Regions from separate parts of the Mus musculus genome. Here regions 2 and 3 are each linked to region 1. The links are chromatin loops, found by intact Hi-C in ENCODE. Cell type or tissue: left cerebral cortex. All regions are shown on one strand. Each heading gives the region's core, and the rest is flanking DNA. Links, peaks and the distances in the headings are about the cores only.

The links. Hi-C counts contacts between places; a loop is a spot of excess contacts. Peaks named below come from ENCODE experiments on the same cell type or tissue, not always from the same donor. Only the 100,000 strongest peaks of a DNase experiment are listed, where the experiment ranks them.
Region 2: a loop joins it to region 1, with 7 times the contacts of the local background. A loop is called at or near these places in 14 of 42 quality-filtered maps.
Region 3: it touches region 1 in a loop (2.6-fold over the local background); 2 of 42 quality-filtered maps call a loop at or near these places.

What each region holds. Positions count from the first base shown.
Region 1 is chr4:12,237,686-12,245,857 of GRCm38, reverse strand. It overlaps the pseudogene Gm11847. Among named protein-coding and RNA genes, the nearest start is that of Gm46846, 68 kb to the right of the region's middle. In left cerebral cortex, for the core only: a CTCF peak has its summit at 4,743 (motif pointing left); DNase peaks (open chromatin) are centred at 2,636, 4,020 and 4,734; H3K4me3 peaks cover 306 bases.
Region 2 is chr4:12,535,427-12,543,598 of GRCm38, reverse strand. No RefSeq gene overlaps it. Among named protein-coding and RNA genes, the nearest start is that of Gm46846, 370 kb to the right of the region's middle. In left cerebral cortex, for the core only: a CTCF peak has its summit at 4,824; DNase peaks (open chromatin) are centred at 1,845, 3,958 and 4,786.
Region 3 is chr4:12,448,722-12,456,893 of GRCm38, reverse strand. No RefSeq gene overlaps it. Among named protein-coding and RNA genes, the nearest start is that of Gm46846, 280 kb to the right of the region's middle. In left cerebral cortex, for the core only: no CTCF peak of the experiment used is centred there; DNase peaks (open chromatin) are centred at 3,688 and 4,609; H3K27ac peaks cover 396 bases.

The DNA of each region.
Region 1 (8,172 bases), core at 2,018-7,017:
TGGAGTTATCTGTTTGGTCATTCATGATGACAGAAGTTCTTGTCCTACTGAAAAGTTTCTTGTCAACAACAAAAACATAGGGTCTGCAATTACATGAGAAACAAACATTGTTCTATAAAGAAGCTTTACCATTAAATTTTTAAGGTAGCTTTAGCTATTAATGAGTTCTGAGGAAATTTATAAGGGATTAAAATATCCATCAAAAATTGGTTGACACAACAATCTACAACATCAGGAGTCATGCTATTGGCTGGGTATGATGACATACCCCCATAATCCCGTTAGAGGCAAGGAAATCAAGAGTTTGAGGCCAGCCTTAGCTACATAACAAAACCGCATTTCAAAAAAATTAAATAGTCCTCATGGGGGGGAGGGGGAAGGGAGAGAGAGAGAGAGAGAGAGAGAGAGAGAGAGAGAGAGAGAGAGAGAGAGAAAATTAAATAGTCCTAATATTGGATGAAGATGTTCTAAGGCATTTGCTGCTTTAAAACGTTGATGTGTTAACTGTCAGCCAATAGAAAAGTAATTAAAACGGGTGCAAGTATGCTTTGGGGAAGAGAAGAAATATTCTAAATCTAGATTTTAGGAAACATTACACAGCTCACTAGATACACTGAATGGCATTGGTGTGTACACTTATACAAGTGCATCTCCTGACACATAAATTACAACATCAGTAAAGAAAAGGCAAGAAGAGGAAGCAATGCTCAAATCAAATACATCTTTCTCTGTACAGAAGGAAGTAGCCAATTGAACACGGGCTGTAGTCTCATGCGTGTAGCGATGATCTCAAACCTGGATTGATGCCAAATACATCAAGGGCGACAGTACAAACATGGGAGGTGATTGGTACGAGATGACCAATGCCTTCCTCAACCTGAGGGAGTTTGAAACTCTTGGAGACACAGCATTTGGTCCCATGAGGTCAAGGCAAGAACATGAGGAAAGCCACAGGATGTGTATCAGAGGGGTCAGTACTGAAAGTACTCAGAAGGTAAGGAGGTGAACTGACAGTTTCTAACAGAGAAATGGCCAAGTGGTTGCTTTGAGAAGACAGACATTTGGGATCTGCCATTGAAGCAGAGGACGTATTGAGTTTGGAGGTGAGTCTGTGGTGAGGATGGTTTGAAGAGAAGTAAATCAGCTGAATGACCATGGGAAGAGGCAGGGAGAGCAAAGAGGTATCTGCTCAGTAAAGCTACTCTGTGATAGGCATCACCCTGGCTGGGGCTGCGCTTCTAAAACCTGTGAACAGCATCCATTTACTCTTTGTGCCAATAGGGTCTGAAATCTGTTGTTCTGGACAAGCCAATGCTAAACTGACCTGTAGATAGACTGGAGTTGATCTGTCACATCTAATATAAGAGAGCATTTTTTGTTATTTAGTCAGTTTGGCTTGGGTTTTGTAGTTGCTGCTACTGTTTATTTTATAATGCTTTAGTTCACATTTTAGTTAGCATGCAAAAGAATGTTTCATTATGTCACTTTTTTTCTGTATGCACATGTCTTGTGTGTGAGTGCATACACGAGTGTGCGCCTGTGGAGGAGACCACGAGTCACTATCAGAAGTCTTTCCTGCCTGCTCTTCACCTCTTCCTTGTGGCAGGCTCTCTCACTGAATCCAGAACTTACTGATTCGGCTCCCCTGGCTTCTCAGCAGCACCCCTCCAGACCCTGGGATCCCCCTGTCTCCCCCTCAGCTCTGGGGTTACACGCACATGTCACATGTCACCACACTTTCCATGAATGCTAGGGATCTAGCTCAGGCTCCTACACTCGGGAACACTTTTCTGACTTTCCACCTACACAGATCTCACTTGGGCATGTTTATGCACATAGTACATTTGTCATATTTGTTGCCCTAGTCCGTCCTCCTCTGCCTGCCTTCCATCATACGCTGGCTCCTTACTCACATAGCATAGCCACCCTTCTATGCTTATATCATCCATTCATAGACAGTCAGACAGACACAGATGGATGGATGGACAGATGATGGACAGGCAGATGATGATGGATGGAGAAAGAGAGAGAGAGAGAGAGAAAGAGAGAGAGAGAGAGAGAGAGAGAGGTTTTTCCATGGAAAAAACATAGCATTTATTTTAGTGATAGAAAAGAAAACATGTTAGAAGAGGAATTTAGTATCTATAGCTTAAAAATAGAAAGGACAGAGTTCGAATGACCACTTTTATGGAAAACACAGAGATGAAGAGATTTTAGAGAAAGGGTGATAGTATATGTCTGGAAGGTTGGGAATGGAGACAGAGCATCTGAGCCAAGCCACTCTGTCTAAGAATGATTGCTTATGAGCAGCATGGAGAAGGAGGAGCAGAAGAAGTGGAAAACATTATGTAAAACACTGCATTTCTCTGCCTTGTTCCTTGGTAGAAAAAAAAAAAAAAAAAAACAGAATCTGGCTCCAAGGAATTGTTCTGAGTTCTTCCTTATGGAGGTCTGAGTTACAAAACAGTTGAAGCATGGATTAGCAAGAGTCACGATGTCTTGGACATACAGAGCAACAGCCGTGTGTGCTTGTTGGGGCAATGTTCAAGGCATGCAGTACTGTACTGGTTCTGCAGGAAGACTTGCTGCAAAGCCTTCCTTCTACAAAATTAATAATTTGGTAGTGTGTTTGTGATGCTCCTTCTAACGTGCTGCAGGATACTGTAGCTGCTGCTTTGTGTATTCTGGCTCATGAACACGATTTCTCACTACAGTAAGTTTGAAGTCTATGGTTGTTGCCTGACAGCAAAATACAGTGTTAGGATAAAATACATAAATTAGTGTTGTCATTTTGAAGTTTGAACCTTATTCAGAATAAAAAGAACTTGAACAACCTCATACTTACAGGTGTTTGAGGTGTAGGCCTCTATTTTACCTCCGATGAACAGCCTCTGCCAGGCGTGAAAGATCTGCAACGGTTCATTCCCAAATGAAGCAATAAATCTGGGATTGACAGCTCCGCAGATCCATCACCAGGTCAGAGGGATCTGTGCTCTGGCGCCGTGACATTCAGGTAATTGGAGAATGAGATGGAGACATGGACTGACTCCCTGCTGTGAATGCCACCAGAGGTTATACCTTCTTCAAGACCACCAGGTCAGAAACTGTATCAGCAACCATTAAGTGTTTTTAATTCTAATTACTCATTAAAATTTAACTTAACTCATATGTCAAATACATGTAGGTTATTCTCTTTAAAAACAGCACCAAGAATTAGCTGATTGTTTTTCAAATAGAAGACTTTTCTTAGAAAAGCTTGTATGATTCATGATTTCGAGGTAAATTATGAATTTAGAAACCATAAATGAAGCTCTCTTTGTGCCAAATTATACCTTTAGGGGGTTGGCTTTAAATAACATTTGGTCAAATACCATCCTTGTTCCATTCTACAAAAGAGAGCTTGTATTTTAAAATCTACATTTAGTGAAATAAATGCAATTGTATTTGGAAAACATAAGTCACTGGAGCCGCAAAAACAATCTGTATTTATGAGTGATAATTTTTCTTCAAATTCTCCATAATTTGTTTTCATGAAAATTCTTAAAAACACTTCCCAAGAAGGGCATCATTGAAAATTTTTGTTTATGTGTATGTAATACTGTATGTGTGCATGGTGTGTTTGTGTCTATAAGTGTGTATGCACATGTGGGTATGAATGTGAGTGTGAAAGTCAGAAGTTAATGTCAGATGTTTTCCTCAGTCATTCCCGTGGTGGGGGGAGGACATGTGCTATGGCACGTGTGTGAGGTCAAAGAACATAGTGAAGTTGTTCTCTCTTTCCACCTTTACATGGGAACCTGGAAAACAAACTTAGACTGTCAAGTGTGCGTGGCAAGTGCTTCACCCACTGAACCATCTTGCTGCCTTTTCACCTTAATTTTTGAAACAAATCTCTCACTGGACTTGAAGCTTATCTGTCTGACTAGACTGTCAGGCCAGAGAGCCCGAGCTACCCTCCAGTGTCTGCCTCCCAAGTGGAGATCACAGATGCACACCTCAGCACTTACCACCTCTTCGTGGGATCTGGGAATCAAACCTACCTTCCTGCCATACCTGCTGGTACGGCAAGCACTTGATTGACTGAGCCATCTCCACATCCCCTGCCTCTGACATTTTTACATAAGGCAGGCAAACATTTCTGATGGCAATACGTTCTGTTTGTTATGGAAATGTGTATGTCTGCTGTATAATGGTCCCTTTGGGTTATTGGGACAGTATTAGAGAGTACGGCAAACTGTCTCCAGAAAGCCAATTCTTAGCTCACTTTTTTAAGATTAAAGGATATCTTCTGGCTTAAAGGGAAATTGAGATACTTAAAGGCATAAAAATCAAATGGGTTATACAATTTTAAAAGTTTCTTTGAAAAAAACTACCAAAGTTTAGCTACAAGATATTTGTCATTTATGCATTTTCTTTACAATCCCTTTCCAGAAGGCAGCATCTTTCTCGATGCCTCACAGAGGATGGCATAATTTAAGGAAAATCTTTAAGACAGGGAAATAGCTTTCCCAGCCAATGGCATCAAAATCAGAAAGAGAAAAAGAAAAAAAAGAAGAAGCCTCTGCAACAGAACTACCCAAACTGGGGAAGCTCTGTTTGGGTATTTTACATAAGTCTGTGAAATTGCTGCCTATAACATGTGATTACAAACAAATAAAAAGCAAACGCACCTAAGTCGGAGGTGGTTCAGCACGAGACCGCGCAGGAAGAGTCTTTTGACAGAAAGCCAGCGCCATCTACTGTCTGGCGATGAAATAGCAATGGAAACCGTTCTTTGCCCCGTGCCCTGGGAAGACCTGAGTTGTGCAGCTGAGGCTGGGAACAGGATCCTTACCCCAATACTCTGCAGAAAGGGAAAAGAGAAAAAGAAAGGCAGGATGCTTGGCAGCCTGGCGCCACCAACAACGGCCATTGTTTCCCTGAACACTGAGGTCGCCCAAAGGAAAAATTTCTCCGGTTAACTTTCTAAGAACTTCATGTTTTCCTCAGGTTTTCTAGCTCGCCTGCTAAAGATGTAGAAGCACCACTTCCACCCTGTACCCAACTTTTCGCCAACATTGGTGACTTAGTATTTATTCCTTCATAAGTCGTGAGTTTCTGGTGTAGAGAAGATAAAATGACTACACTGACTCTTTTAAGTCTCATCGGCTTATCTTTAAGAGAAGAGGAAGGTGACATTAGGAACATTTGGGTGACCAAATTGTTTCTATTTTTCCTCAGGGAATGTTCCCTCAGGAATGAATTTGCCCACACACTTCCAAAGGTTCCCCCTCCCTAGTCCACTTTTATTTGGTTTTGATGTATTTAAAAGTTTCAGAAATTTTAATAAAATTGTATGGTTTCATTTGGGAAGATATTTTAAGGGGAATCAGACTTTAATATAAATACACAGCTAAAAGAGGAAATCAAACCAACAACTCTCTCTATGCCACTCTCTTCAATGTTACTTGTTTCCAAATCAAAACAAAACAAAACCTAAATTCATCATGAACATGTTCTCTGGTCCTTTTAGTTTTAGCACAATATAAAAATGAAACACCTGATGCTTTGTCTTAATTCTTTGAGTATCTGTTAACTTCCTTGTCTTATCTTTGTTCTTCACTTGGAGGAAATTTTTCAAAGTTCAGTAAATAGTCGGGGTTTTTTTTGGAAAGCAAATAGCTTAAGGTGAACTGGGTGCTTGCTTTTACGAAAGACTATCTGAATATTAATTTCTGTTGATTAACGTACAGAGATTGATTTTCTCCTGCCCTTCCTAAGTTTGTAGTGCCCCTGCATGTCAGCTACCATACAAACCAGCAGCCAACAGCATCTCTGACTGTGCTATCTCCAAAGACTCCCTTCCATGTTCCTGTTTGGTTTTTTAACAATTTACATTAACACACACACACACAAATCCTGAAGAGCAATTTCAAATGCCATAATATCATCAAATTGTTATTTTAATCCCTTTGTAAATGAAAAGGCCAGGGTGTGTTTCCAAATCCATCCTAGGTTTTGAAGTGAGCAAATCTTACCTGAGCTCTGCCTTGGGAGACACAAGGATTAAAGTAGCCTCCCTGTTATTTTCTGTGGTCTGTACCTGGGCTTGCAGTAAGGAGCCACTTTCTGTCAGGACCTTTGTTCCTTGTTTACTTCCGCTCCAGCAAGGCTGCATGCAGACCCTCTCCATTGCCAGTCTTTGCTTGGTAGCTGATTAACTCAATCTCTGTTTCCTGTTGATCAAACAAAATGACTGTCACTCACACTCGGGCTCAGCTCTACTGCCACTACTACCCTAGGCACCTCTCCTGCATCCCACATCCCCAAGCCAGTGCTTTGGTATCTGGTTCACTTCTCTTAGAAATACCTTCTCTCCAGTTCTTGAGACCCCTCCTAGTCCTGCGATCACAGCATCTTCTCTATTGCAATATCTGCCTCCCCTCTTATATAACCCTTTCAAATAAAGACTCGCCTTACAAGGAAGTCCAGGTTCCTCTTTTATTTAACAAAACCCATAACTCTGTTTAAAGCTGGAGAGATTTGATTGATAATCAATAATCAGAATTATCAAATAGTCTTGTTGCCCTAGAAGCAAAGCTCTGCCCTTTTATAAGAGTATTTGTGTTGCTCGTAGGTTCTCTCCTTCACTTGAAAACAAAATGAAAAACTTTGCAAAAGTAACACTTCCCAGAAAATACTTATACTCAAGCATATTGAAACTCATATTACTTTGTATTTTCATAAATTCTACCATAAGACCCGACATTTTCCCAATTTTATCCCAAGCATCAAGTTCCCCCAAATTTATCCAAATCTGAGCTTGCTTTTCTTGAGAGGCAGTACTGTAGTGCTTAGCTAAGTCTCTTTGGAATGCACAGTTTTGCAGCAGGATGAGAATCTGAACATCTTTGTTCAAAACTCCTCCTGTCAGAGTGTTCAGCACGCAGTTCTTAGAAAAGAAATCTAATTTTCAATGGCAAAAACCACATAGTAAGGCCTAGTGCTACCAAAAGTCTTCAGAACATGTCTATGGCCAGAACTGACCAGTACCATATGCCATACCATGTAAACAAATATGTACCAATGCACGCGATTGTATACACCACAGGAGGAGCCAGCAATGAGGAGCTGAGCAGATGTCTTTGAAGCATAATCACTGTTCTGGCAGGTAAGGAGTCGAAAGCCCTCTGATGTGCAGAAGCGGATTGGAAATGTTCGATGAGGACATTTACATATAAGCTTGCTAATGCCAGTGAACTACTGGTTGACTTTTTATAAACTTAAAAGATCTGGGTAAATACGAGCTAATTTTGCTAGTGCCTTTTCAAAAACGTATGTTGGGGGAAACCCATTCATCTCCCTTGACATTAGTTCTAGGCTCAGATCCAATGCCTATACACCATGGCTCATTTCTGCTGTGTTTATTGAAAGCTGCTATCTATTTAGGTATTCCTTAAACATGTATTGGTCTCCTACTTCATGCTAAGCACTATGTACAGGGTTGCAAACAGAACTGGCAAAAATCTCTGTCCTACTGTAACTTGGAATCTATACAAATAATAATGATGATGAGTAAAAAATGCACAATGCTACATGTATTTTGTGCTAGGGAAAATATTCAAGGAAAGGAAATCCAAAATGATATGAGCCTGGAGGGTTTCCGACACAGAGAATGTGATTTTTGAGTAAAGAACACACAGAAATGAGAGGTTTAGACATTCAGGTATCAGAGCAAATCACCCCTAGAAAAGAGAAGAGAACATGCAAAGGCCCAGAGACAGGAACTTACCCTGACATGACAAGTGTGCAGAGGCTCCGAAGTTCAGAGCTTCTTTTTTTTTTTTTTTTTTTTTTCTAAAAATATTTTAATGAAAAGGTCATCTTTCTGTAACATTTCATTATGCTACAAATGAAAACAATTGAATTACAGACCACCTCTGCTGTCATAAAGATTAGAAGACATGTTAAGTTTAAAACTGAATACTCAGGCTACCAATCCTCACAGCACCTTGCACATCTGCATGCTTGCTACCATGCCAATTACTGAACTATTGTCAGGAGCGTTTCAAATTGTGACATTAACAGAACCCTTAAAAACCGAGCCCATTTCTCTGTAGTCCCCTACTAGATGGACTTTTTCTTACCATGTGTCCCCTAATTTATACACGAATGTGAACACACCTTTCAGAC
Region 2 (8,172 bases), core at 1,803-6,802, 300 kb before region 1:
AACTGGGGCACACTGTTCCATCAGCATCTGCCAAAGGAAAGGTCAAAGAGGCCGCAATCCAGACACCTAAAGCAAGCTGACTACAGATGAGCTGGATGACCATGCACCAGGATGGTTCCCTAAAGCCCCTTCAGGCTGCCCTTCCTAGTTCCTGCAATTGTACCAATGTTATATGCAATGCTTCCTTACTGGACATAGCCATGTTATTGGACACATATGGCATAATACTTATTATTCCCAAGCTTCACTAGAGGTTACTGGGACCTTTGATGCCACCAAGACACAATATGGAAACAAGCCTTCATGACTTGGATATATCTCTATACTTTAACAACTGAAACTACAAAGGCTCAGGGCATATGCAGAGGAAGGAGAGGGAAGTGTTCTCTCTGTCTCTCTCTGTCTCTCTCCCTCTCTCACTGTGTTTCTATTTCTGTGTTGCTTTCTCTCTGATTCTGTTTCTCTCTCTCTCCCTTAATTTTGTTCTGATATTTTCAACATCATGTGTCCTTAAGATGGAGGGGTCCATTTTAAGCTGACTTTTACCTAAGTGCATTGTGATTTCTCCCAGTCTTTATTTCTTTGCCTAATACCTCTCCTTTGTCTTTACACAAATGTGCCTACAAGATCCATCACCAAGATGATTCCAGGTACCCTGGACATCTCTCTTCCCAGGTAACTGTTTCAAAGCGTAATATCTAAAGGTAGTCTGCAATTCACAGAGAGAAAATGGACCTTTTATCTTACTAATCCAATTTAAATCATAGTCTCCAATGTAACAGATCTCAACGAAATTTCTCCTATCTTTCTGTCATTTGTATGCTCACTGCTTTAATAATCATTCAGATTTGCAGAAGGAAAAATCAAGTAAAACATGATTGAATTTTGATGCCACTTGGGAAATATAGACAGAGATGTGAGACTATTAAGATGTTATGAAAGACACTAAGAAAGTAATTGTGTACTCTAGTATATCTTATCTGTAGTTTTCTGGACAAGGTTTACAAAACACTTTCAGATTGCATCATGCGGTTTTCATAGGAATGAAATGTCTTTCATTTAAGAGTACATACATCTTCAGGTCAAAATGTTAGAGACACACTCATATTGTAGCTGCCTCCAATAGGAACAACAATCAGACAGGAACACAGTCAGAATGGAATTACAAGAAAGCCACAAAAGAAACAATAGGGAGAATGGGGTCTGTTCTCCACTAAACAATTTCTATTATAATGCAGTGTGTGTGTGTGTGTGTGTGTGTGTGTGTGTGTGTGTAGCCAAAGAAGAAAGTTATCACAGCCTGTGTTTTTAAACCACCAATAGCCAATAACCCACTGTATACTCATGAAGTACTTGACATCTGTCTAAATTCTCCCTCAACCTCCTTACTTTTATTCCAGCAAGGCAATCACAAAGTTCATTCGGTTTGCAAATGAGGAGGTGGAAAGAGGGGATATCATTTGCCAAGGTTGACACAGCTAGTCAGTGACAGGGTTGGCCTTGAACTCAAGTTTGTTGTTCCAGAACACTCAACCATATATCAATCCATACTGGCTGTGAGCTTCCAGGCATTCCTGGAATCCATGACAAAAATATATGTTTGATTGAAATTCCACTGATTAATTATGTTCTGTGGCCATGCCAAAGAATGCCATTTTCTATTTATGAAAGTGACGGTGTAAATGAAAAGGTGTCCAGTGTGTTGTGTGCCAGGCCTCAGAGTTCTCACACTCTTCCTTCAAGGAGCTGAGGGGAGTTAGCAGCTTCATTCTAAGCTTCCCAACATGCCTGGGAAAGGCCCAGTGGGCAGTTTCAATTATGTCTGATTTATAAATAGAAAAACTGTTTCACAGATGGTGAGAAAAGAAGCTGAGTAAGGGGTTTTCCCAGAGCCATTGGCAGATCACAGCTTGCCAGGCCCACACAATGTCTATGTAGCCACAATCTCTGAAAAAGTTGCCCCCAAAGGACTGGTGAGCACTAGAGTCTACTGTGTGTCATCTGCAACACACACACACACACACACACTTTGAAAGGCAGTAGGGCAGGAGTTGACAGGGCTGTATTGAGGGTAAACAACGCACTGTTGGAACTGCTTGGTTCTAAGGTGCTGGCAGGCACAGTGGGCTCAAGAAATGGTAAGAAGACATCAGGTTCTGCATCAAGAGAAAGAAGGTGGTTGGTTCAGACTGAATAAATATTAGGAAAGGGAAAAAAATTAAGGAAGCTTGGAGCCTTTAATCCCAGCACTTGGGAGGCAGCAGCAGGCAGAATTCTGAGTTCAAGGCCAGCCTGGTCTACAGAGTGAGTTCCAGGACAGTCAGGGCTACACAGAGAAACCCTGCCTCGAAAATAAAATAAAATTTAAAAAAAAAGGAAAAAAAAACAAAGAAAGAAAGAAAGAATGCAAGCTTGGAAAGAGAAGTCAGTCTCTGCAAGTGGGACCTTTGGTTCATTGTCTTTTTTTCTTATGAATTGGATTCAAACTTCACCCAATGGGTTATCTTCTGTAATGTCATAGCCATGGTCATGTGCACATCATTAAAGACTGTATTTTCACTATAATCTTTTTTCTCTCCCTTTGTGTTTTGTGTATGTGTCTGTGCACGCATGTGTGTGTGTGCAAGCACACATGCAAGTGTGTGTGTGTGTGTGTGTGTGTGTGTGTGTGTGAGAGAGAGAGAGAGAGAGAGAGAGAGAGAGAGATCTCAGTCTAAGGAAAAGTCAGAGGCACATTTCAGATTCTTCTATTTTTCTTCACCTTACTTGGAAGCCAGAGTTTTTCTTATTAAAACTGCCTTTTGTTGTTTCCATTATACTGGCTGGCTAGCAAAATCCCACAGTCTTCCAATCTCCTTTCTCCCAGAGCTGGGGTTACAAGTGCACACTACCTTTACATGGGTCCCAGGGAGCCAAATCTATGGAGCATCTTTTAGACACCACAATACTTGTTAGCACTTTCTGTACTTCTGTTGTCACTGCCTGTGATTATTTGCTTGAATAGCCAATAGCTACCTTAACTTACCAAAGGCTTTTATGTAGACATATCCGATTATAGTCCGCTTCAGCCGAAGGGTGGAACAGTAAGCTTTGGTTTTTGTTTTTCTTTTTGTTTTTTAGAGAAACTAGGCATATTTGGCTAAATGACAATAGTTTCGAGGTGTTTCTCAAAAATATGAAATCCCTTTCTTTTCTAATCCTTTTCTTGATTTTCTCCAAAATTAAAGGCTGTCTATTTCCTACCTGTCCCCTATAGCCTGGTGCACTGTAATAGATGGGTAGCATGTATGATTAAGATTCTGACAACTTTGGTTAGCACAGTGAAGCAAAGATGTTAGAAATATTCATGTCATTCAGTGGCTATTTGGCTTTCAATGGTTAAAGGATTTGCTTTCCAATTCTAACTCAGAACCTCCCGGCACTAAAGAAGCTTGGAGTGGTTGTCCATCTTCTGCTTTGTCGAACTCAGTTGTCCTATGCAATATGATATTACAAACTATGTGTACACTAAAAGGTAATGGGCCAAAAATGCTTGATTGCTTAAAAGGGGAGTCTGCTAAATACGAAATTATTGAATTGTTATTATCCTTCACTAAGTAATATATACAACTGTGTTTTAACATTTAATACCATTACTTAACATGTGAAAGTAAATAAATAAAATGGGCTAACAGAGGCAATACCATAATATTATTTAATCTGCAGTTCAAGGTGCATTTAAAAATAATAATTTTGTAAAGAGCATTCAGAAACATTTGATCTTTAAAATGCATACTTTTGCTTATTCTAGTGTTTGTTGATTTGAAGGGTTTGAGGTCAGCCCAGTAAATATTCAGTTTGCTTGGCACAAACTGTGCAGGAATCTAATAGAAAGCAATATTGTTGAAAATGGATATCAATTGAAAACAGAGAGCAGTGTCAACTATTCCCCACTGGGAACAGACAACAATAAAACCAGTCGAGCATTACACAGCCGAGCCTGCCAAATGTCATTAGAGTAGAGAAAAAAGGAAAGGAACATGGTAGGGAAAGAGGCACTTGGCTTTATTTCTTTTTCCTCTGATTTAAAAAGATACACACACACACACACACACACACAAGAGAGAGAGAGAGAGAGAGAGAGAGAGAGAGAGAGAGAGAGAGAGAGAGAGAGAGAGAGAGGTGGGGGAGGGGGAGAAGGAGAGGGAGAGGGAGAGATTGGAGTTTTCAGAGTAAGGATAATAAAATGAGAATTGCCCAAGCCAGTCACACTGTTCCCTTAGGGCTGGCATATTTTGCTTTGCTTCCAAAAGTAATTGTCTTAAGAAAATTTTACAAATATTTGTATTTCTTCGGTTGATTAACACCCCACCCCAAAATTCTTTGGATCGTCTGCATCTCTAATCACAAAGTTCCCAGTTTTAAAGCAACACTATAATGTTCGGTACTATGATCACATTTGGAGCATTGCTTAGTTAATTGATCTGAGTACCTGGCCTTTGCAAAATCTTCATTGTTATTGCCAAGTATCAGTGGAGAGACTCCCAGAAGGAGCAGACTGCAGAAAGCCCTATGGCAAAGAGAGATACTTGCAGCAGCTCTGAAACCTGTCAAATGATGGGATGCAGTTATAGAATGGCTGGGGAAAGGGAGCACGGAAGAAACTGACTTCCCTTCCTCACCTAAATCCCGATTTGAAACCCAGTGGTGTGACCACCCCCTAAACTTCTACTGTATTTGTGGCATTTTCATTGATGACTTGTAAATTTTCAAACAAAGAAAAATTGTCTCCTACAGACAATGGTCAGGCTACTGAACAGCCAGCCAAGAGCTCCCCCTAGTGAGGTTGTATACATATTAACATGAGTTTTCAACCGCACTCCATCGTGCACATGTGAAAGAGTACAAACACACACACATACACAGCTTAGTCTTGACTCACTATTCCAAAATATTATTTATTGATATTCTTTGAGAAGAACATTTTTAAAAATCCCCCAAACTCTCCTGATTATTTTTTCTGCACTGTGCTGTTAAATCCATACCAAGGCTGTACAGCCAGAGAACTCCCTCTGAATGAAAAATTGTTGCAGTGATCAAATCATTTTGAAATAGCAATAATCACATATTGGCTCCCAATCTGCATCCTAAAGTAGATGCTATCAACGTGGAATGTCCTCAGGGGCGGCATATTACTACATAATTAGCATAATAACTTTGTTGTGTAAACAAAATAAAAGACAGACTTGAAGACAAGAAATAATATCTTACAGTGCATTGATGTCTCCAGCTTCTACAGAAAATCCTCCCATCCTTGACCAACCTGTTCTTTCTGTTACAGCAGGGCTGTGATTAAACATGTAAGGATCGGTGCCAGCAGCTCTCTGTGTCAGTGGATCTCATGTGTGAGCACACACGTGTCCATGTATTTTATTGCAGAGAGATGTACAGAACGCTCAACCTCTCCATATTTAACAGAACTAATTTGCGATAATATCTAGTATAGCATCTCCCTAATCAACCCTAATTCTCTCAAATACATTTTGGCTTTCTCCAAAAAGATATTTTATTGGTTTTTATGATCCTTAATAGGACTCAAAAGGGAGAGTAGGGATTATTTAGGGAGAAGGAAGTGGCAAGTGTAGAAATCAGATGCAGAGATGAAAGGGATTTAATGGCTTTCTTAAAATTCTTTGAGAGTCATATCAACATTTTTAGTAAAATACAAATGACTGTGGTTTTATAATTAACAGCTGCTTATGTTAAGTACTGAGTGTCCCCTTGCTCCTGCTAATATTTTTTTTTTCTTAAACCACAAATCCACACGACCAGAGGTAATAGCTGTAAGATGTTGCAGGCACCTTAGAATTTGGTTTTTGTGCTGCTACACAATCACACATGATCCTGGAAGCTGGCAGACAGGAAAATGGCTCAGACAGGAGATGGTCAAAACATGTTGTTCATATTACTGCAATGCTTTCAGCAGAAAGCATATGCATATAAACTCTGAGTTCACTGGGACCCCTTTTTTATGAATGCTATTGCTTTCTTCCCTTGGGGGCTGGTGACAATGTCAGCCTCTGCAATGCTTTGGAGGGACAACCTGCAATGGAAATACACACAATACAATGTGATGTATCTTACAATATTTCATAAAGTACATGTTTTACAAATTCGTTTAATGTACCCGAATATTTGTCTTTTCCAGGCTTGTAAACTTCTATAAGACAACAGCGATGACAAAAAGACAGGTAAGGGCAGGGGAGAGAGTGGGGCCGAGGTACTTCATACAGGGAGAGGTGGGGCTATAATTTACTGCCATCGGCCACTCTGTTAGGGCTTAGACTTCACGTTGGTAAAACTCACACCTGTGTTGGGCTTATTCTCATGCAGGTTGTGAGCGCATGATTCAGCCTGCAGAAACTGGCTTTCCTTCCTTACAAAAAGGAAAATTATAATGCTCAACACCTCCCTGAATCAAAATGAAGCAACCATAGAAAGAACTGAATTTAGACCTATTATGTTAATTAAAATTCTGTCAGCATCTCTGAAAGTGTAATTTGGCCCAATGTGTTAAAAAAACAACAACAACAACAACAAAACATCATGAAAATTAGCTAATGAATATTGTGCAGTCACTTTCCTAACATAAAATAACTCAACCATTTAAATTGCACGGATTCCAAAATGGCCTAATTTACAATACATTTTTTTCTGGTTTGTTGTAGGAGAGCTTAACCTAATAGCGTGGTGAGATTGCATCCTTTTTAAGTCCTAATTCTTTATAAATTAACAAGAGACTGAATATTCATACGAGTTTGGCTACTACATGCCTACATATTAAACTCTGATGATCTTGACTGATGCTCAACAGCATCAATCAGAGTTTGGTCCTCCCATCACCTCACATGCGGTTCAGAATGGGCAGTCTCAGGCTCTTGTTGACAATTACATCTGATGCTGGGATCACACATTGTCCTTGGATTTCCTTCACTACACTATGACCAAAATCTCCCCTTGCCTAGGACCTTATAGGACGGTTGTGAGCATTAGCATTAGTAGGTGCATAAAGTACTTACCTGAAAGTGCTTAACAAATTCATAGATGATTACTTTTAAAGCATTCTCTTTTTTTGTATGTGTGTGTGTGTGTGTGTGTGTGTACGCACCTGCACATCCATGCAGTAAAAACTGCATTTCCTTCTATTTTTCCCCAGGGTCTCTCACTAAACCTAGAGCTCACAGTTTGTTCTTCAGTGACTAACCAGTGGGCCCTGGAGATGTCTCCAGCCCTGCACTGGGATTAGAGGTTTGCATTGTTGCTCCTTGCTTTTAAGTGGGTTCTCGTGATCTGAACTCCGCTGCCCATGCTTGTACATATTTATCCACTAAGCCATATCACCAGCCCCTTAAAAGTAAGGTTTAATTCAGTTAATCACCTATTTATGCCTATTTATGCCTATCACTTTATGCCTATCTTCAAACCTATACATGGGTATTTCTCTTTTTGTCCAGGAAAACAGTAAGTGTTGGAAGTTATTAAAAGACATTTATTTTAGAATAAATATCTATCCCTGGTCTCATTAGAATTTTGATTTTGAATTCAATCCCAGCCACCTTCTCAAAATAGGATTATCCCCCAGTATAGTGAAAAAATAGTTACATATATAATTTCTTGATTTGGATTCTTCCAGACTTGAGTGTCATCCAGGGTTTATCACTGGAGATTTCAGAGATCATCCCAGTGCCACCAGAGGAAGAGTCTGATTGTTTTCAAATTCAGCATAGCCAAGATGAAAGAAGCAACGAGTCCAATATGTGGTGGGGTTGTCTTGTTTTGTTGCATTATTTATTTGTTTTGAAACAATCGCTTATTCAGACTCGCATGGAATTTGTGGCAATCCTCCTGCATCAGCCTCCACAATTCTGGGACTGCAGCCATGAGGCACTATACTTAGTTCAGGTGCACTCCTTTGTAAAAGGCAAAACCATCTGCACAAGAACATAATGCGATTTATAAAAATGAATTACAAATACGCAAACAATGTCAGTAAAGCTCAAATGCTCAATAGCAAATGCAGGAAGCCAGGCTCCAAGACTGCACACAGTATTATGTGCATTTTACTCTGAAACAGGTGAATCTATACAACCACAGCACAGAGGACAAAGGCAGCTCACTGGGTCTGGAGGAGGG
Region 3 (8,172 bases), core at 1,803-6,802, 210 kb before region 1:
ACAACACACACCACACACAATGTGAACACTTTTGCATTCATTCTGCAAGCATGAATGTCTATATCTAAGAACCAATTTTAAAACCCTCCTTCTTAACAAATCCTCAATATACTTCAACAAAATGATCAGCCTATTTCTTTTCTTCCCTACCAAGTTTGGTCTTCTCTTGTTTCCTTTAATAGATTATAATTATGGGATCTGCATGTCACTAATCTAGAGTATGAATTCACCCAAGTGTATATTAGGTTGGGGAGACAGTGCAGTGTGGTGAGGTACCCACTGCACAAGCATGAAGACCTGAATTCAATGCCCAGAATCCATGTAAGAAGTTGAGTACAGGACCTGGATCTATACTTAGCAGTACAGGAACTTGTGTGTGAAGAACAGCAGTTTGGCTTTCATGTAGGGAAGCTCTCAAGCGCTTGTAAACCCACTTCTAGGGGATGTGATACCTTCTTCTGGCCTCTGCAGGCAGCTGCACTCATGTGCTCATGCAGGCAGACACACAGACACATGTAAAGTAAAACGAATCTTTTAAATATAAAAGGTAGGTGATGGGTACTTTACTCCCAGGGCTGAGGAGGCAGGAACATGGATCCCTGGGACTCCCTGGTCTAACCAGTGCACAGTCTTTGAGGAACAACAACTAGGGTTGACTGCTGCTCTTCACATGCAAAAGCTCTCTCTGTTTCTGTCTCTGTCTCTTTCTCTATGTCCTTCCCAAACTCCTTTCTTCTCTCCCTTCCTTCCTCTTTCTCTCTCTCCCCCTTTGTCCTCCCTCATCTCCATCTTTTGTCTCTTTGTGTGTCTCTCTCATACACAATGTTTCTGTCTCTTTCTCACACATACTCACATGCTCAAGTGCACACACACACACACACACACACACACACACACTGCTGTCTACATCTTTATCACTTTTTTATCTCTAGCATTAAGTCTACTGTTTGGAACACAGTAGATACCTCAGTCAGAGATATCTTAGTCACAATTACCTAAAATTGTGTTTTGTCTGCTACTAGAGTCTCAGTCAGCTGACCTCTAAAACATTTTATTTGCACATACGGCAGCCACCTGACTGTTAAGCAGGAGCTGCCGTAAGCCATGAATAACATTGAAATGAACAATAGCACTTGGTGAGACTTCGTGAAGCATCCAAGGCATAAAAGATAACTTCAGGCTTCTTGGGAACACACTCAACTGTGATTCTAAACAGAATGACTTCTTCCTCTTGTGCTTGGTTTCCTCACTCTCACCTAGGGAGGCAACAACGTAGAACTTATGAACACAGGGATGTTTTGCAAATACAAACACCAAAGCTAAACTGCATGGAGAAGGATAGATTCTGTTCCTGTCATGCTAGAGTTTGGTCCTGCTGTTTCTACCTCAGGTACTTCCTGAAGTCCGAGTCTGTACAACATCTTTGCTTTTATTTTGAGTTACTTTGCATGGAACCCTAGAAGTTCTCATGGGAATGGCTGCTATAAGGGATCCTGGGACCTCCTCTGAGGTTTATCCTCCACATCCATCTCTCTCTGCTCCTGCACAAGCTCCTGTCATGGTGTCCTTTCCCATGTTATGTTGTAGACAGAAGACGCTCGTCAGAGGTCAAACAGATGTGGCCAGTCACTGTGGCACTTTCAGCCTCCCACACACTGAGTAAAATATTTAATAAATAGGTCACCCAATCTTGAATGTTTTATGATAGCCATGGAAGATCCATCCATAGAAATAGTCATGGAGTTTTCACTCAGCTGCTATTCCACATTGCCAGTGAAAATCAGTTCTCTATCACTTACGTTCTCTCGCACAGTGACTTTCACAACTATTTTAGGTAGGCATGATCACTACTATATGTGGGGCACTAGACTAGAAACTCACATCCATTGGGCAGGCACACTTCCAACATTCTAGACTCCATGTTTAAAAAAAACAAAAAAACTAACATGTTGAAATTGGATGGTACAGCCAATTCCTTCACTAACAAGAGTGAAACCACAATTCAAAGCTGTGTCTTTCTTTCAGAGTATATGTAATTAACCAGCTCTCTGCACCATACACACTGTCCATCTAAGGATCGTGATCATAAATTACCAGTCAGGTAAGAGCCTGAGACTCTGCATGTCTAACCGCTCTGCATGAGGTAGACTTGACAGTTTTCTAATGACCCTGCCTTTCTTGAATCCCTCTCCATGTTTAGAATTTAAATAATTAATTCTTGGTTCCACCTCAGATTTGGTAGCAAACAGGATGTATAAGAGTTGGTAAACAGGTTAAACAGTTCTGAGCCATACATTACAGTCCATACAGTTACCTTCTGCAGGGCTCACTAACACCATGACCAACCAGCCACAGTGGCTTAGAACCTTCAGTACACCAAAAGATAGATAGAGCATCCTGTAATTCTCACTAAACCTAGCACTGTTTAGATCTGTCAAAGGCAATAAATAATGCATCATGCTGTTTCACAATGCACTGTCTGTAAATAGTTACTTTTTCAAAGCACAGTACTATAAGAGTTTATTGTCTTAAGCTGGACAAGTATACCAACACTTACTGAAGCAAGATCAGGATAAGCAAATTTAATGACTTAATGCTTCTTGATATAAAATCATTCCAGTTGAGTAACTTTGAATTCATCCTAATGCATATATGCCAATTATGTCTGATTTATTAAGAGAAGTTTCTGCTAGATTCTAATATATAACACTGGTTGCCATGGTATCAATCCTTACAAGGACATATTAAGGATCATAAAAGTGTCAAAGTGATAAGTTTGGCACTGGGTGGTTTTAATGATAGATGATAATACTCTAGCAGTCGTGTCCAAGAAAATACCTCAGACATACAGTAGAGGCACAAAGGTTCAACATTCTTGAATCCATTATTTTATTGGAAACAGTTTAAAAACAGCCAGAAGGAACTTCTGTATGTGGAGTCCATATAGCTATAGATGCACATATTTAAGTATCATATGTATATATGTAAATTTAATGGACTCTTCAATTAGGTGCTAAATTTAATTAAAAATAAATCCCAGGAAAAGGCTGAGTAGGCTAGATGTAGGAAAAACAAGATGATGGAGCCTTCTGGAAGATATTTTAATAGTGGATACATGGATTCATGAAATTCTGCCTTTGCCAAAATTCTTAATACTCTACTACACAGAGTGAAACTCAATTTAAACTATGGACTTTAGGTAATAATACAATCTCTTCACTAATTGCAAGACCATGTTAATACAAGATTTAATAGGGAAACTGGGGTTGTGTGGAGATAGCTATGGGAATCTCAACCAGCTGGCCATTTTTTCTACAAATTCAGAACTTCCCTAAAAATAAATGTAATCAGTTAAATTGTATATGCATGGATTATATAATTATACTTATATTTGTATATAGTATAATTACATAATTATACTATATAATTATATTTATATGATTATATAAATCCCAAAGGAACTGCTAAAGATAAAACTCATTTTAAATTAAAATGGTATGGCCAAGAAACTACAACGGAACTACAAGGTAAGTAATTTAAAAGTTACGACGTAGAAAATAATCTGCTTTCAAATCTCTCAACACTGTTCCTTATTATCTTTCCTCTCCTCTGCATTTTCCCATAAGTACTCACGTGCGATGTATGCGTGCAGCCTTGTGCTTGGCCAAGGCCTCTGTAGTCTACACTGGATACTTGCTAGAGCCTGTTCATACTCCAAACCTGAGCTCACCCATCAAAACCTACACATTCTCTGTGCAGTATAAATGCGGTCTCTCTCCTCACAGGCATGCTGCTGAAGGGAAAAGCAAGTTTCCAGCCTGCACTGGACCCACCGGGATCATTTATTCCCACCATGTAACTTTTTGTCTTGGCTTTACCAAAACTGAGTGTCTCTTGTGGACATCCAAAAATTATTTCTAGGGACAATAAAAGTGTCTTTTTAGATGCAGAAAATCTATGCAACGAGGAATGTTTAGAAGCATTGTGACTGTTTGATACTTTTAAGCCCACCCTTGCCACCTCAGGAGTTGCTCATTTTGCCCTTAAGCAACAAAAAAAGGGTCTATGTTTTATATCCAACTTCATAAACTCCAAACATGTCAATGGAAATAATCAAGTGAACAGACGATACCCACTCCAGATATAGTGAATCACACAATGGCTGGTATGATATGGCTCTCCCTCAAAGCTTGCAGCAGGCAATGCTGAGAGATTTGGGCCTGTTGAGAGGTGGAGTCACAGAAGTTTATAGGTGTTGACTCTTCTGAATCAACAAATGCTGTCTCAATGTCTAGAGTCAGGTATTGTAGGAGTTAATTCATTCTGACAAGAGTGTGTTATTATCACGGGAGTTCTGCTGTCTGGAGTCTTTCTTGCTTCTTGTCTTCCTATGTAACCTCTTATCTCATATTATGGCTTTAGCCATTATACCATCCTCTAAGTTGTGATGTACAGCAGGACCCAGGCATGCAGAGCAGACATGTATGCTCTTGAACTTCTGTGAGCTAAATCAATGCAGGGAAGGCGTAAGATGGGAGGGAGGCCCAGGCCCAGGTTGGCATTGAACTTGTGATCCTCCCTCTTCAATCTGGTGACTTCAGTGAGTGCCAGCACACCCTGCCCTAAACTTCTGTTATTCTACTTTACATATTGTGTTCTAGTAACAGAAATAGACTAAGACAACAGCCTTGCAGCCTCCAGCATGTCCACCCTCTGCTGTAAGAATTTGTGTTACATACTCCTAGAGGCATGCTGGTTTAGATGCTTGCTAGGCATAGCTCCTGCGGAGTATTTGGAACTAAAAAAAAAAGAGAGAGAAAAATAAGGATGTAAATTGCAGCTATTGGGGAGTTGACAGGATCTTCAGCATGCTTCCTAGAACGTCTTTCTACCTCTTAAGAACAAATCTTCTCTTGGATATGTCCTCTGCTCTTCTTTCATTTCCTTGCATCCCCCTGACTATTTCTAAATCTTCTGAAAGCATCAATCACAGCATTACCCAGACTTTCCTGTTTCACACCAACAAGGAGGCCTGGAAGCAGGTGCCTCTGCCTGTGGTAGTTACCTGTATGATCTTTAGCTATATTTGAAGACACCCCTGGCTTTTACTTTATTGAAGGGAAGGCAGACAGAGAGCATAGTGAATGAAAAGATATTTCCAACCAAGTTTTTAGTAAGATTTGCTTTTCAGTAAATACAGCACCCATGAGAATAAACTGTTCATCCTAAGGGACATGTTAATCTTCTTCATGGTATAGCTGCCAATTCAGGAAAATAGATAATTTGCCAAGTACCCTGCTGCCCTGGAAATTAATTCCTGTATGAACTGCTTTAACCGTGTTATCCTTTTACCTCCCAGATCAAATATAGATACTCAGCCTACTCTTAAAGTCACCCACCACTCCATCTCCTCTCTCGGGGCCTCTTCTGACCTCTTGACAGCTGCACTGTGGCCTGCCATCAGCCACATGCTGGCTTTCTTGCCCATATAAGTAACAACCTCAGAGTCATTGAAAATGCCAACTGCTTCATCCATTAATTAATTCTACCCTAGAAAAAGACCCACTGACTTAAGCAAAATGTGTATTATTTTCCTCCTAGCTTCTTTGTTTCACTAGCAAACAGATTGCAGTCTATTTATTATTTTTGGAATAACATTATATATAAAAATGAATTAATATTGACACACTGGTAGCTACCTTCCCCAATCCTGTATACCAGGAATTATTACTGAAGTCAGTTCTTTGGCTTTCTCTAGTGCCCAAGAAAATATGTATCAATTTCCTTTTCCTTCCTGGGTTCTTAAATATTTAAGAGCCAAGGACCATGTGCTCAGTTTTTAATTTGAGTAAACCTAAGAAGTGAAGAAGACCAAAATACCAGATTTAATTTCTTATGGTGGGAGAATGTGGCAAGATTTCTGTCATTTCCTGACCATTTGGTACTAACCATCTCAGACTTATCAACCTGTGGCCAGTACAGGAATGGGGCCACATGGCAGAAATCTAGTTGGGCATAGTAGAAATGGGTGCTGCTTGGTCATTCTACTATTGGTACCTAGACACTTCAATGAAAACACAAACTTCCATGAAACAAATCTAGGAGGTCAAAGTATAAAAAAGAAAGGCAGGAACTAATGCTGAACGGTTCATCCATTAGCTGGTCCAGTTCCTGGATGCTCATACTGATAACAATTTCAGAGTCTCAGAAAATCATGTGCACTGGAGAGATTTCCTACTCTTGAATGCTCTGTATCATCTTTACTTCAGAATCAGACAGATTTACCTCCAATATTGCCAGCCAGGTGGCACGGAGAAAAGATACTTCAAATGCCATTGTGGTATTTAAAGATTATACTCAAAAATAATCTGCTTCATTTCTCTGTTGTAAAGAATTTGACTTTGCCATGACTTGAGGTCTGCCCTTTGCCCTCAGCTACTAGGAAATAATCCATGTCAGGTATCACTAAATGCCATTGTTTAAAAGAGGGACCAGCAACATGAATGTTAGGGTGGGGTAGCCATCCTTAGAGTCTCAGTGATCCATGTGACTTAGGATAGGTGCCTTGAAGAAATAACATGGGGACTCAGTCAGGCATGGCTGTCTAATGGAACACAAATGAAAACTAGACACAAAAGCCCAGGCCACCTCCCCTGGCTGCCATGCACTTTGTCTTATAGTCCCTTGGTGCAGACGGTCATGGATTGGTGTTCACAGTTAAGCCAAATATTTTTTAATCAGTTTCATGAATACCTCTAGCCAGTTACCCAGTATGAGGTGGTTCCCTTCTCTCAGGTGTCTCAAGGTTTAGGGTAATGTGAGTGAGCTGTGTCAGAAATGTAGATGAAGAAGTTCACATCTTTCTGCAATGTCAGTGTTTACTGAATAGCAATAAATTCACAAGGTACACTGTTTTCATTGGCAGCAATCTGTTGACTAGTCCTAATTCCTTTAAGAGCTGGTTAAGTAAGCACAGGTTATTCATTCCATCTATAACTACTAATGTTAACTCTCAGCTCACACATTACACATCCCACAGTGAATCTTCTTACACGCGTTCGCGACCGGCCAGGAAAGACGCAGCAAACCAGAATCTTCTGCGGCAAAACTTTATTGCTTACATCTTCAGGAGCAAGAGTGCAAGCCCACCCAAAAGCAAAAGCGAAACCCCGTCCCTCTTCAGGAGAGTTATCCTTCGCCTAGGACGTATCACTCCCTGATTGGCTGCAGCCCATGGCCGAGTTGTCGTCACGGGGAAGGCAGAGCACATGGGGTGGAGAACTACCCTTGGCACATGCGCAGATTATTTGTTTACCACTTAGAACACAGCTGTCAGCGCCATCTTGTAACGGCGAATGTGGGGGCGGCTTCCCACAGTTCCCCCTTTTCTATTAATAAGAGCAATAGGCCACCTATATTAATGAGAGTGGAGATAGAGGTCAAATCCCCAGTGTGCAGGTAAAGGAGCCGTACACATAACCTCCTTCCAGGCTCATCACCTAGAGGGGTCCTGGTCTGGTCCCGTGTTGTTTTTCCTGGAGGAAGGACACTTGAACACTCAACCTTCTTGAAAGATGACATGTCTCCCTAGAATAGGCTCATATATGCCGCAGAACCCTTCTACTGCAGTGCTTAGCCGTGCAACTCTCTCGGGCTGCTGAAGCACACTCACTCTATCCCGTGCAATGAGACTAGCCTCGTGGTGTGCAAGAGCTGAGTGGCCAGCGACCTATTGCTTAAGCATAGATAACCATAAATCAGGGGAAGCACCATGTTCTAGTCCTGCAAGCGCCTGGGCAATAACCACCTTGTCTCTCCTAGTTTGGGCCTTAAGCTTACAGATCAACCAAAGAAGCAACACTAATCCACAGCAAAGTGTATCTCCAAATAATATCAATCCCACCCATTCTTTAAAGAAGGAAAATGCTGAGGAGATCCAATTGGGTAATCCTTTGGTCAGGGACAGGTCCAAGCGCGTGGAGTTGACCTGAAGTCTCAATTCCCGAAGGATCTGTTCAAATTCAGCCGTCCAATTCTGTAACATATACTGAGAAAGACTTTTTGACAAATTAGCTGCCCTAGTAAATTTCTCATACTGAATGGAAGTAACACACAATCCCGGAAACTTTTGTTCACATCCCAGCTGAGCTATTTGCCATAATACATCTAGTT